2 separate regions of the Homo sapiens genome follow, and region 1 is linked to region 2. A link is a loop called in an ENCODE intact Hi-C map of the cell type or tissue named here. Cell type or tissue: prostate gland. All regions are shown on one strand. Each heading gives the region's core, and the rest is flanking DNA. Links, peaks and the distances in the headings are about the cores only.

What was found. Hi-C counts contacts between places; a loop is a spot of excess contacts. Peaks named below come from ENCODE experiments on the same cell type or tissue, not always from the same donor. Only the 100,000 strongest peaks of a DNase experiment are listed, where the experiment ranks them.
Region 1: a loop joins it to region 2, with 3.0 times the contacts of the local background. A loop is called at or near these places in 2 of 110 quality-filtered maps.

What each region holds. Positions count from the first base shown.
Region 1 is chr2:106,083,027-106,088,408 of GRCh38, reverse strand. No RefSeq gene overlaps it. Among named protein-coding and RNA genes, the nearest start is that of ECRG4, 20 kb to the right of the region's middle. In prostate gland, for the core only: a CTCF peak has its summit at 2,873 (motif pointing right); a DNase peak (open chromatin) is centred at 2,858.
Region 2 is chr2:106,028,322-106,033,703 of GRCh38, reverse strand. No RefSeq gene overlaps it. Among named protein-coding and RNA genes, the nearest start is that of ECRG4, 35 kb to the left of the region's middle. In prostate gland, for the core only: no CTCF peak of the experiment used is centred there; a DNase peak (open chromatin) is centred at 2,973; H3K27ac peaks cover 1,180 bases.

The DNA.
Region 1 (5,382 bases), core at 56-5,055, 55 kb before region 2:
TTTCTATCCTTCACCCAAATGGGCAAAAGTTGACACTAGTAGATTTTTGGTAAGTTTAATGTAATACCTAGAGCAACCAGCAAAAAAAGCTATACAAAGAAATGTACTCAAATGCACAAATAAAATAGAATGCCAAAAAAGTACAACCTGCAGGAAGGCAGGGAAGAGAAAATGAAAATATAAAACAAAGTAAAACGGCAGATTTAAACTTTAACATAACAATAATTGCATTAAATGTAAATGGTCTCAGCACCAATTAAGAGATTGGCAGAGTATATTTTTAAATGGCCCAACTATATGCTATGAGAAACTTCAGTGAAAACAATATATGTGGGTTGAAAGTAAAAGGATAAAAAAATATATACTATGCAAAAATCAGAGGAAAGCAGGAGTGACTACATTAATATTAAATAAGATAAATTTCTGAGCAAAAAGAAAAAAAATTGCCAAGGTCAGAGAGGAACATGACATTATAATAAAAGGATCAGTCCAACCAAAAGACCCCAGCAATCATAAAGGTGCATGCAACAAGTAACACAGCTGCAAAAAATGTGAGGCAAAAACTGGTAGACCTTAGAAGAGAAATAGGTAACCCAAAATTATAGTTGGAGAGTTAAGCACCATTCTCAATAATTTATAGGGTAACTAGACAGGAAATCAGCAAGGATATTGAACTCAGTAACCACCAACAGGATCTAATTTGCATTTATACGACACTTCACAGAACGGTAGCAGAATACACCTTCTTTTCAAGTGCCTACTGAACATATACCAAGGTAGACTATATCCTGGTCATAAAACAAACTTCAACACATTTAAAAGAACTGGAATAAAACTGAGAGACCACAATGGGGTCAAACTAGAAGTCAGCGACAGAAAAATAACAGGAAAATCTCCTAACACTTGGAAACAGTGCAACGCACTTCTGAATAAGCCATGAGCCAAAGAGGGAGTCTCAATAATTGTTGAAAATATATTGAACTGAATAAAAATGTCAAAATTTGTGAGATGCAGCTAAAGTTGTGCTGAGAAAAAACTTTGTGGCACTAAAATTCTAATATCAGTAGAGGAGAAAGAAATCTCAATAATTTGAGCTTGTACTTCAAGAAATTTAAATGAAGAGCCAAGTAAGCCCAAAGCAAGCAGAAGGAAGGAAATAAGAAGCGCAGAAATCAGTATTGAAAACAAAAAGCAATAGAGAATATCAGTGAAACAAATTACTGGCTCCTTAAATAATAAAAGCCACAAACCTCTAATAAGACTGACAAAACAGAAAACACCATTAATGGGAATGAAACAAGGGATGTCACTTAATAGACATTGAAAGGATAACTAGGGAATACTAGCTACAACTCTACATACATAAATTTGAAAACTCAGATGAAATGGGCAAATTCCTAGGAAACGTATCCTAGGAAATTCTCAGTATGACATTTGTAATTTGAATAGCTTATTTAATGATTTAATTCATAGTTTAAAATCTGAAGAAAAAAAAAAAAACTCCAGGCTCTGAGATTGACTGGAGAATTCTGCCAGACATTTAAAGAATTCACACCAATCCTATACAATCTCTCCCAGAAACTAGAAGAGAAAGGAACATTACCCAGCTCTTTGTATAAAGCCAATATTACCCTGATACTAAAACCAAAGAGCACAAGAGAATACAGACCAGTATTCCAAATTCGTACAGATGCAAAAATTTTTAATAAAATGTTAGCAAATTGAATACAGGAGTATATAAAAGGAATTATTACCAAGTGGGGGTTATTCCAGGGATGCAAGGACTAGCTCAATATTTGAAAATCTTTATATAATCCATCATTTTAATAGGCTAAAGAAAAAAATCTCATGACCATAGCAAATAATGCTGAAAAATCACCTGTATTATGGTCTCTGCTTTATGCCTGTTGTCTATCTGACAAAGCTTGAATCTTAAAGATTAGGTTTAAATAAAGGGAGGAAAACTTAAAAGGCATTGAAAAGGACTAAGGAATTGGTAATAATCACTAAAAATGGAATTTTGTTCATTAAGTGTTAAAAGCTTGTCATTGAAAATGAAAATACATATGGGTAAAGGTGATAACACCTATTTTCCCCCTTTGAAAGGTGATAGGTTGCAGTGATGTAATATGCAAATGTGAGGCAGAAATGGTGATATGGTGTTTCTTCATTACCTCCCAGAACAACTGTGTCTGAGCATGCTGGGCAGCTGGAGAGGTCACCCTGGACAGTTAACCACGCTCTTTATTTCCAAATCCATGATCAAATGGCAGGAGGCAAAATCCATCCGTTGTCAGTGCAGGAAGGACCCACTCAATGGGGTTCCTCTCTGCATTTGGGCGTCTTCGGTAATAGATGCTTCCCATGTCCCAGTTTATTTTCACAAAATTTGTTTCTCAGCGAGGAGAGAAAGGGAACTCGAAATCAAAAAAGAGTAAGGTGAGAGAACCCAATTTAAAAACAACAGAAGCAGCAGCAAAGTGCCAAATCACATCAAAGGTACGACACATCATTTTAAGTGGATTCTGACTCACACTTTCTTCATAGATGCTACATCTGCTGCTTGCGTGGGCTTCTTGGTTCCATTTTAACCCTGAGGGAGGTGCAATGACATAGTATTGTGCTTTTCTCTCTCCAGGTCATCTTATGTTAGGTGTGTTAGGCACAGGCAGAAAAAAAATGTACCTCACTGGAAAGACACAACTCTTTATAAATCCCAATTCCCAACTGTGCTTACCTGTTTCCCTGTTTGCTGCAGTAACCTGACAGGAGAAGCAGGGTAGATCAGGAAACTACTAGAAAAGCATCGGCCTGGTTTATAGGCAAGTCAGCTGCCTTCCCAGAGCCTTCGTTTACTTGTCTGTAGCCTGAAGGGGGCGGTGGATCGTACTGTATCTAGCCTTGCCACCACTCCTTACGTTTGTACACTAGTTTTATTTTAGTGAAAGTTTCAGAAGAATCGAGGACTAGATCTCTTCCTAAAGCCTCAGCAGGGATGGAGCAGTGAGTTGCTGTTGTACTTGAAAATCACCATTGGGTATCCCATGGCTCAGACTTTAAGAAACTTTCATCTTCAAACACAGGAATTTCTATAAACAGTTTTTACAACTGTTCACTCGCCCTGCTGGAAGCACTTAGCTTTGTGAAGCTCCCATTCCATTATCAGAATTCTGAGCAAAAATTGGCTTCACTGAGCAGCCACTCATGGGGCCTGGTTGTGCCCTTGGGGCTCTCCAAGAACAAGACAAAGACTTTCCTCTTGACAGCCCTTCAGATGTTTGAAGACGAGCAGTCAGTCCAGTCCTTGGACTCTGCTCTTCTAGGCTTGACGTCCCCAGCATGGGTTCCCCGGGACTCAGTCTTCTCTTTAAAAAGATGGCGGTAGGGATAGCAATGCCTGTTCACACGCCGTCTTTCTGTCTTTAATCTGTGGCTCTTGGTCAGTATATTACAGTAGGGGTTTTTGTCCTCTGTTGAAGAATCAGCTTTATATAAAATGTCTGGTTTACAAAATGCTGGTCAGTAATTCTGATCCACAGAAGAATACAGTGCTGCTTGTTAAAAATGGGCCCTTAGGGGAGCAGGTGATATGATTTGAAAAGCTCATGGCCAAGGGTCTCTGGCCAAGCTTCAATGAACTACTGCCGGGCACTATGGCTCACACCTGTGATCCCAGTACTTTGGAGGTTGAGGCAGGAGGATCGCTTGAGACCAGGAGTTCAAGACCAGCCTGGTCGACATAGCGAGATCCTGTCTCTACAAACAAATAAATTATCTGGGCATGGTGGCACACACCTGTAGTCTCAGCTGCTCAGGAGGCTGAGGTGGGAGGATGGCTTGAGCCCAGGAGTTGGAGCCAGCAGTGAACGATGATCGCACCACTGCACTTCAGCCTGTGTGACAGAATGAGACCCTGTCTCCGAAAACAAACAAGCTTCACACCTCACAGGATTGAAATTGCACCTGTAGTCACAATGCACTCCTGTTCACAGGCAGCTAGCTGCAAGGGCAGTGGTTGAGTGGGAGAAAATGTTAGTTTGCTGTTGCCAAACCAAGTATAGGCTCAAGAAACTCCGGGCCCAAGAGGCATACTTTGGAGGGAGAAGGTGAGACCCTGCTGTGGTGGGGCATAAATAAGCTAACGGGTGGTGGGGACAAGGGAGAGGAATAATGTGGTGTGGGAAAGATGTCCACATCTGAGTCGTAATCCCTGCTCTGTTCCTAACTCACCTTGTATCCCAGGAGCTGACTGGCATTCAACCTCTCTGGCCATCATCTTCTTCATATGTAAAAATGAGACTAGATCCATATGTAAACATGAGACTAGATCCTTCCTTTGTGTAGTCAGGATCCATTCGACACGTATTAAAGCTCACTTACTCTGACAGACTCTATAATATGCTCTGAAAGTTTTATAGTGAGCAGAAACAGGTGTGAGCTTTTCCTGGGGTTCACAGTCTAGCAGAGTTTGCTGAAGTGCAGAGCAAGGGAGATTGAAAACAGGAATATTAAGAGGTAGGGAGGGGGCCAGGTCTCATAAACACATCAAGGGTTTTCATCTTTATCCTAAGAATAACTGGAAACTTTCACTCTGGATATATTACAAGAACTGGAATGGAAATCCCTTTAAATAAGGGGTCTCATGAACTTGAATGGGAAAAAAAATGAACCTTTTTGTTTCTACTAACCCCTAACTCAAATTTAGCCTTTTCTTCAATGATAAATGTAGACAACAAACTGTGATGGAAATAGCTCTTAGCCGGGATTCTGCCACATATAGAAATCAGATATATTATCACATTATAGTTGTTACAATTGTCTCAAAATGTCATTTACTTTCACTACTTTGAAATTACAATAGCTGTAGACCTACCAGTAAGTCTTGTTACTTACAGCGTGAAGAAACACATTTATTACTATCTCGTAAATTTGTCTTTTAAAAGGTTGTAAACTTTTTCAATATAATTGATTTCCTTTGTAATCCTGTGTACTTGGTTTTATGCATTTACAAATGTTATTCTTAAAGATTTTCAGAGACAAAAAAGGTAAAGAATGTTTGGTTTGAAATAAATGACCAAATAGGAGTTCTGTCTCCAGCAGTATGACAAATTAATGTGAATAAACCCCTCAATGGGAACAAATGAAATGCTGGATGTGATTTTATATACACTTTCCTTAGATGATAAATAAAGAATCTGCAGAGTCCCAAAAAGAAGGGAAAACCAGCTATTGTATGAAAATGTCTGCAGAATCATGTAGAGCTTGAGAATCTTTGAAAGCTGCAAAGGGCTCAGGACAGGAGATAAAGTTTAGGTCAGATTACCCTGCATCAGACTGAGCTCCCAAAAGGCTCTACCTTGGTGTACGGGCCAATGAGAAATA
Region 2 (5,382 bases), core at 228-5,227:
TATCAGCTGGAGTATAGTACTTCTGTATTGTTTCTTTTGTCTTTAGTCCTGCAGGCTCCACTCATTTCCAAGTTACTCAGATCATCACCTTTTCTCCTGCCTCCTTCAGTGAGGTTATGCCACATTGTAATACAGTTAGATTGTTTTGCCACAGGCTGGATTCCATCCTGGGATTACCAATCTCCCAACTGATAAATTCATAGTGTCATGTCTCCACAACTACAGTGCCTTATGAAATAATTTCACGGCTGTAAAACAATTCTGGGTGCTTTCCCTATTCCTCCCCTCTTCTTCCCCAATCCCCTGATGAACATAAATCTGTTTTCTATCTCTGTAACTCTTCCCTTACTAGAATATCATAAAATGAAATCATACAGTATGCAGTCTATTCATGCTGCCTCCTTTCACTTAGCAATATGCATTCAAGATTCATCCACATTGTTGTTTGGACTGAGGGTCCATTCCTTTTTAATTGTTAAATAGTATTCCATTGTATGGATATACCATAGATTGCTTATTCATTCACCTGTTAAAGGACATCTCAGTTACTTCCATGTTTTGGCAATCATCGATAAAGCTGCTATAAACATTTGAGTGCAAGTTGTTGTGCAGATATAAGTTTTCACATCAGTCGGGTAAATACTTTGGAGTGCAATTGCTGCATTATATAGTGAGAGTATGCTTAGCTTTGTAGAAACTGTCAGACTGTCTTCCAAAGTGGCTGTACCATTTCTCTTTCCCACCAGCAGTGAATGAGACTTCCTGTTGCTCCATATCCTCACCAGAAATTGCCATTGTCAGCTTCTGGGATTTTCGCCATTCTAATAGATGTATACTTGTGTCCCATTGTTGTTCATTCCACTTTTAAAAATCCACATTGGAGCATGGCCAATTTGGAAACAATTTTTCACTGGCCCTGGATTTGATGTTGCTTTTTTTTTTTCTTTGAGATGGAGTTTCACTCTTGACGCCCAGGCTGGAGTGTAGTGGCCCATGTTCTCAGCTTACTGTAACCTCCACCTCCGGGGCTCAAGCAATTCTCCTGCCTCAGCCTCCTTAGTAGCTGGGATTATAGGCGCCCGCCACAATGCCTGGCTAATTTTTTTGTATTTTTAGTAGAGATGGGGTTTCAGCATGTTGGCCAGGCTGGTCTCGAACTCCTGACCTCAGGTGATCCACCCCCCCTCTGCCTCCCAAAGTGCTGGGATTACAGGCATGAGCCACCGTGCCCAGCTGACATTTTTTTTTAAAGATAAGATTTTACGTGTCCTTTGCAGCGACATGGATGCAGCTGGAAGCCATTATCCTCAGTGAATTAACACAGGAACAGAAAACCAAACACCACATGTTCTCACTCATAAGTGGGAGCTAAACTTTGGGTACTCATGGACAAAACAATGGCAACAATAGAAACTGGGGAAGAAACTGAGGCAGCAAGTGTTGAAAAACTATTGGGTACTATGCTCAGTACCTGGATGGTGGGATCAATTGTACCCCAAGTCTAAGCATCACACATGTATACTCATATAACAAACCTGCATATATGCCCCCTGAATCTAAAATAAAAGTCTAAATTACGGCCGAGTGTGGTGACTCACGCCTGTAATCCCAGCACTTTGGGAGGCTGAGATGGGCAGATCACTTGAGGTCAGGAATTTGAGACCAGCCTGGACAACATGGTGAAACCCCGTCTCTACTAAAATACACACAAAAAATTAGGTGGGCGTGGTGGCTGATGCCTGAAATCCCAGCTACTCTGGAGGCTGGGGCAGGAGAATCGCTTGAACCTAGAGGCAGAGGTTGTGGTGAGCCAGCCGAGATTGGGCCACTGCACTCCAGCCAGGGTGACAGAGCGAGACTCTGTCTCAAAAAAAAAAAAAAAAGTCTAAATTATTTTTTTAAAAGATATTTTTTCAAGGCCAAAAGTCTTAATGGAAACAGCAGCAACTGATTCCTCAGTGTACCTGAATCCATGGACTTTGTTAGTATGTAAACAGAAGTGTCCAGTTGCTTAAGGCCTGTAAGGAAATAATAAAGTGAACAGAGAATGGGGGAGAATACAAGATCAGCTTTCGTCAGAGCAAAAAATAATTTTTTAATACTTCATTAAAATAATTAGGCCAAGCATGGTGACTCACGCCTGTAATCCCAGCACTTTGGGAGACTGAGGCGGGTGGATTGCTTGAGCCCAGGAGTTTCAGACCACCCTGGACAACATGGTGAAACCCTGTCTCTACAAAAAAAAATACAAAAATTAGTGGGGCGTGCTGGCACATACCTGTCATCCTAGCTACTTAGGAGGCTCAGGCAGGAGTATTGCTTGAGCCCAGGAGGCAGAGGTTACAGTGAGCTGAGATCATGCCATTGCACTGTAGCCTGGGTGACAGAGTGAGACCCTATCTCAAAAAAATAATAATCACAGTTAAGAGAAACGCAGGTAAAGAGGCAAAAACCTGTTACTGATGGGATGCATTGGGAGATGGTGTGGAATTCCCACTGGGTACAGCACCATTTGTTTATGAACAAAGATTCAAAGGTAAAAGTCCACCTTCCATCTCTCATGAACTATTTCACAATTACAACGTTCCATGTAGTGTGATGCAAGTTTTCAACACCCTGATGCTGAGAGCAGCTGGCTGGGGGTGGAGTGGGAGGGGAAGACGAGTGGGGACTGGAAGGGACAGTCCCCGCCAGTCCCACACTCATCTCGCTGAGTAAAGATGAGCCCCTAAGCCACGGGGGCCTCTGCTTGGCTAGTTGCTCTGCCAGCCCATTAATACTCGACTACTTAGTACAGGGGCCCGGACAGGGACAGTGCCACCCCAGGCCTGGACAGCACAATGCCAGGTAGTGCTTCTACTGTGCTGTGCCTGATTCACAGGCCTGATGGCTTCTCCAGGAGTCCCATCCTGAAGGCACGAGCTAGTCTATTTCAGGCAAGTTCTTCCTGTTTTCCAGCAGTCTCTGACTTACTTGGCTCCCCTCCCTCCTTCCTTACATTCCAGGCACAGATCTGTTTACACAACTGTACTTGATCTGAGAGAACAGTAGATGCCAGAAAAGGAAGCGCAAGCTCCCGCAGCTCCCCAGCACCCCTGCCTTCTTCCTCACCCACCCTTCCCTTCCCGCTCTTTCCCCTCTCCCCTTCCTCCTTGCCTTACTCACTGTTCATAAAATCTTTGGATCAGCCACAGAATCACATTCTGCAGCTTGAATCAAGATCTCCGGTCTCAGAGGAGACAACGCTGCACCCTCTGCTGACCTAGAAAATCTCCCCATCCTTCCTGTACATGGCATGTCTATTTTTAAAAGCCAGGAATAATTTTCTATTCCAGAATTTTCAATTGCAGTTTTTAAAATCTACCTAAAATGACACGGATGGATCTCAAAGTATCATGTTATATATGAAAGAAACCAGACGTTCAAAAGTACACTGTATGATTCTATTTTATATGAAGTTCAAGAACAGGCAAAACGAAGCCATGGTGATAGAGGTCGGAACCGTGGTTAAACCTGGAGTGTGGGGTATTGGCTGGAAGAAACGCAAAGACACATTCTGGATGTGGGAAATGTTTCATATCTTGATCAGGGTTGTGGTTACATGAGGGGTGTGTGTGTGTGTGTGTGTGTGTGTGTGTGTGTGTGCGCCTAAAAAGTCATCAAGCTGTACACTACATTGTGCACTTTGTATAAATTATATCTCAAAAAAGTACAGGAAAAAAGTTTCCCTGAAGTGAATGGACTAAACTGTGAATGCTGAGTGCAAAATAATAGATAGAAATCCCCCAGAGCCCTTCATTGAACAGAAGCCCAGAGAGGCTAAATGGCTTGCCTGCAGACACACAGCCAGTTAGGGCCAGACTCTGATAAGAGGCAACAGAATATGCTGCCTAGTTCCCTATGGCTGGGATAATTTCTTCTATCTAGGTAGTTTTCTTATTTTCAAAGGGAAGTTTTAAGGCATTTTCTTACTGGAAGGGGGTTGATCAGATTACAGCACCTGGACCCATCTATTCCATGAGATGTAGGTCAGAGTATGCTTAACACCTCATTCTACAATCTGTGGATGTCCACACCCTGCCCAAGATTTTTGCTGGGAAAATTGGAGTGGTGGGGTGTGTCAGGATTTACTCCTTCTCCTGTTCATATACTGTCAGGTCCCAAATCTCTGTTCTTCTCAGACTAAAAAGAAAAAAAAATACAGCTTCTTCTTTGATTTCCACATAGAGTCACAGAGCAGATATTTATCATGCATTTTAATCCAGCCTTCCTAGATTTGAGACCTTGAACACCTGGGAGTCTCTGTGGAGCTGGTTTGCTGTGCTAGCCTCTCTTGCCTCCAGGGCTCAGGCAAGTCTCCCAGGGAAACAGAGAGATGAAATCACCAGAGACCCTGAATCAGGGGTAGTGACACTGGTGAAGGTGGTGGCAGCTACACACAGGTTTCAGAGAGAGCAGTGGCAGGACCTTAGGCAAGGTGGCCTATATCCTGCCATAAAGGTTATCTCATCAGCTGGCTCCGGATGTCTTGGAGAAGTAACTCGGCTGGTTAACCCTAAGGGGAGGTGAGGTACGGAGGGCATGGGTGTTGGTGGGAGACCAGGCAGCCACAGAGGTGGCCTTGGAGGCCTGCCTCCAAGGAGATGGTGGTGCATACTGCAGCATCTATGCTAGAAATGACCACAGTGTGGGCTCCACCGGGCCCATTCTGGGGTGAATTGGGCATGACCGTTTACCATAAAGTCTCCAGCCCAGTTCTCTGGTCCCCAGGAGTTCTTCGATCCAGCTAATACCCTTTACCAAATGCATTTGCTCCTCAACTAGCCAGAATAGGTTTCTGTTGCTTACAACTTGGAACCTGGCAGGATGGTGGTAATTTTGTATGTAATAAACCCTGCTGAAGATTTGGAGGAAACAGGATTGCTTATATCACACCAATGCAGACAAGCAAGTTTCCATAGAACCTGAGATGTACATGTCCTCAAACCCCTTTGGAAGCTCCACCAGGCAATTCTCCCCCATCATGCACCCTCACCCTGCCCTGAAAAGCCCCAGGTTCACCAGATCAGGCCAACTCCTTTCACTATTTCCTCCCTTTCAGAAGCAAGGCAAAACTTCTCTCATTTTCTCCAGCCAGAGCACTGGGGCCACCTCTGTGGCTGCCTGGTCTCCCACCAACACCCATGCCCTCTGTACCTCACCTTCCCTTAGCAGTTAACCAGGAGAGTTGGTTCTCCAAGAAGGCTGGAGCCAGCTAGTGAGATAGTAACTTTTATGGCAGGAAATAGGTCACAGAGGTGTGAGCAGAGGTGTGGCCATACTGTGCCACGCCTTCTATCCTCTTGTGTGGCAAGCCTAGAGGCCAAGTGATGATGGAGGCGC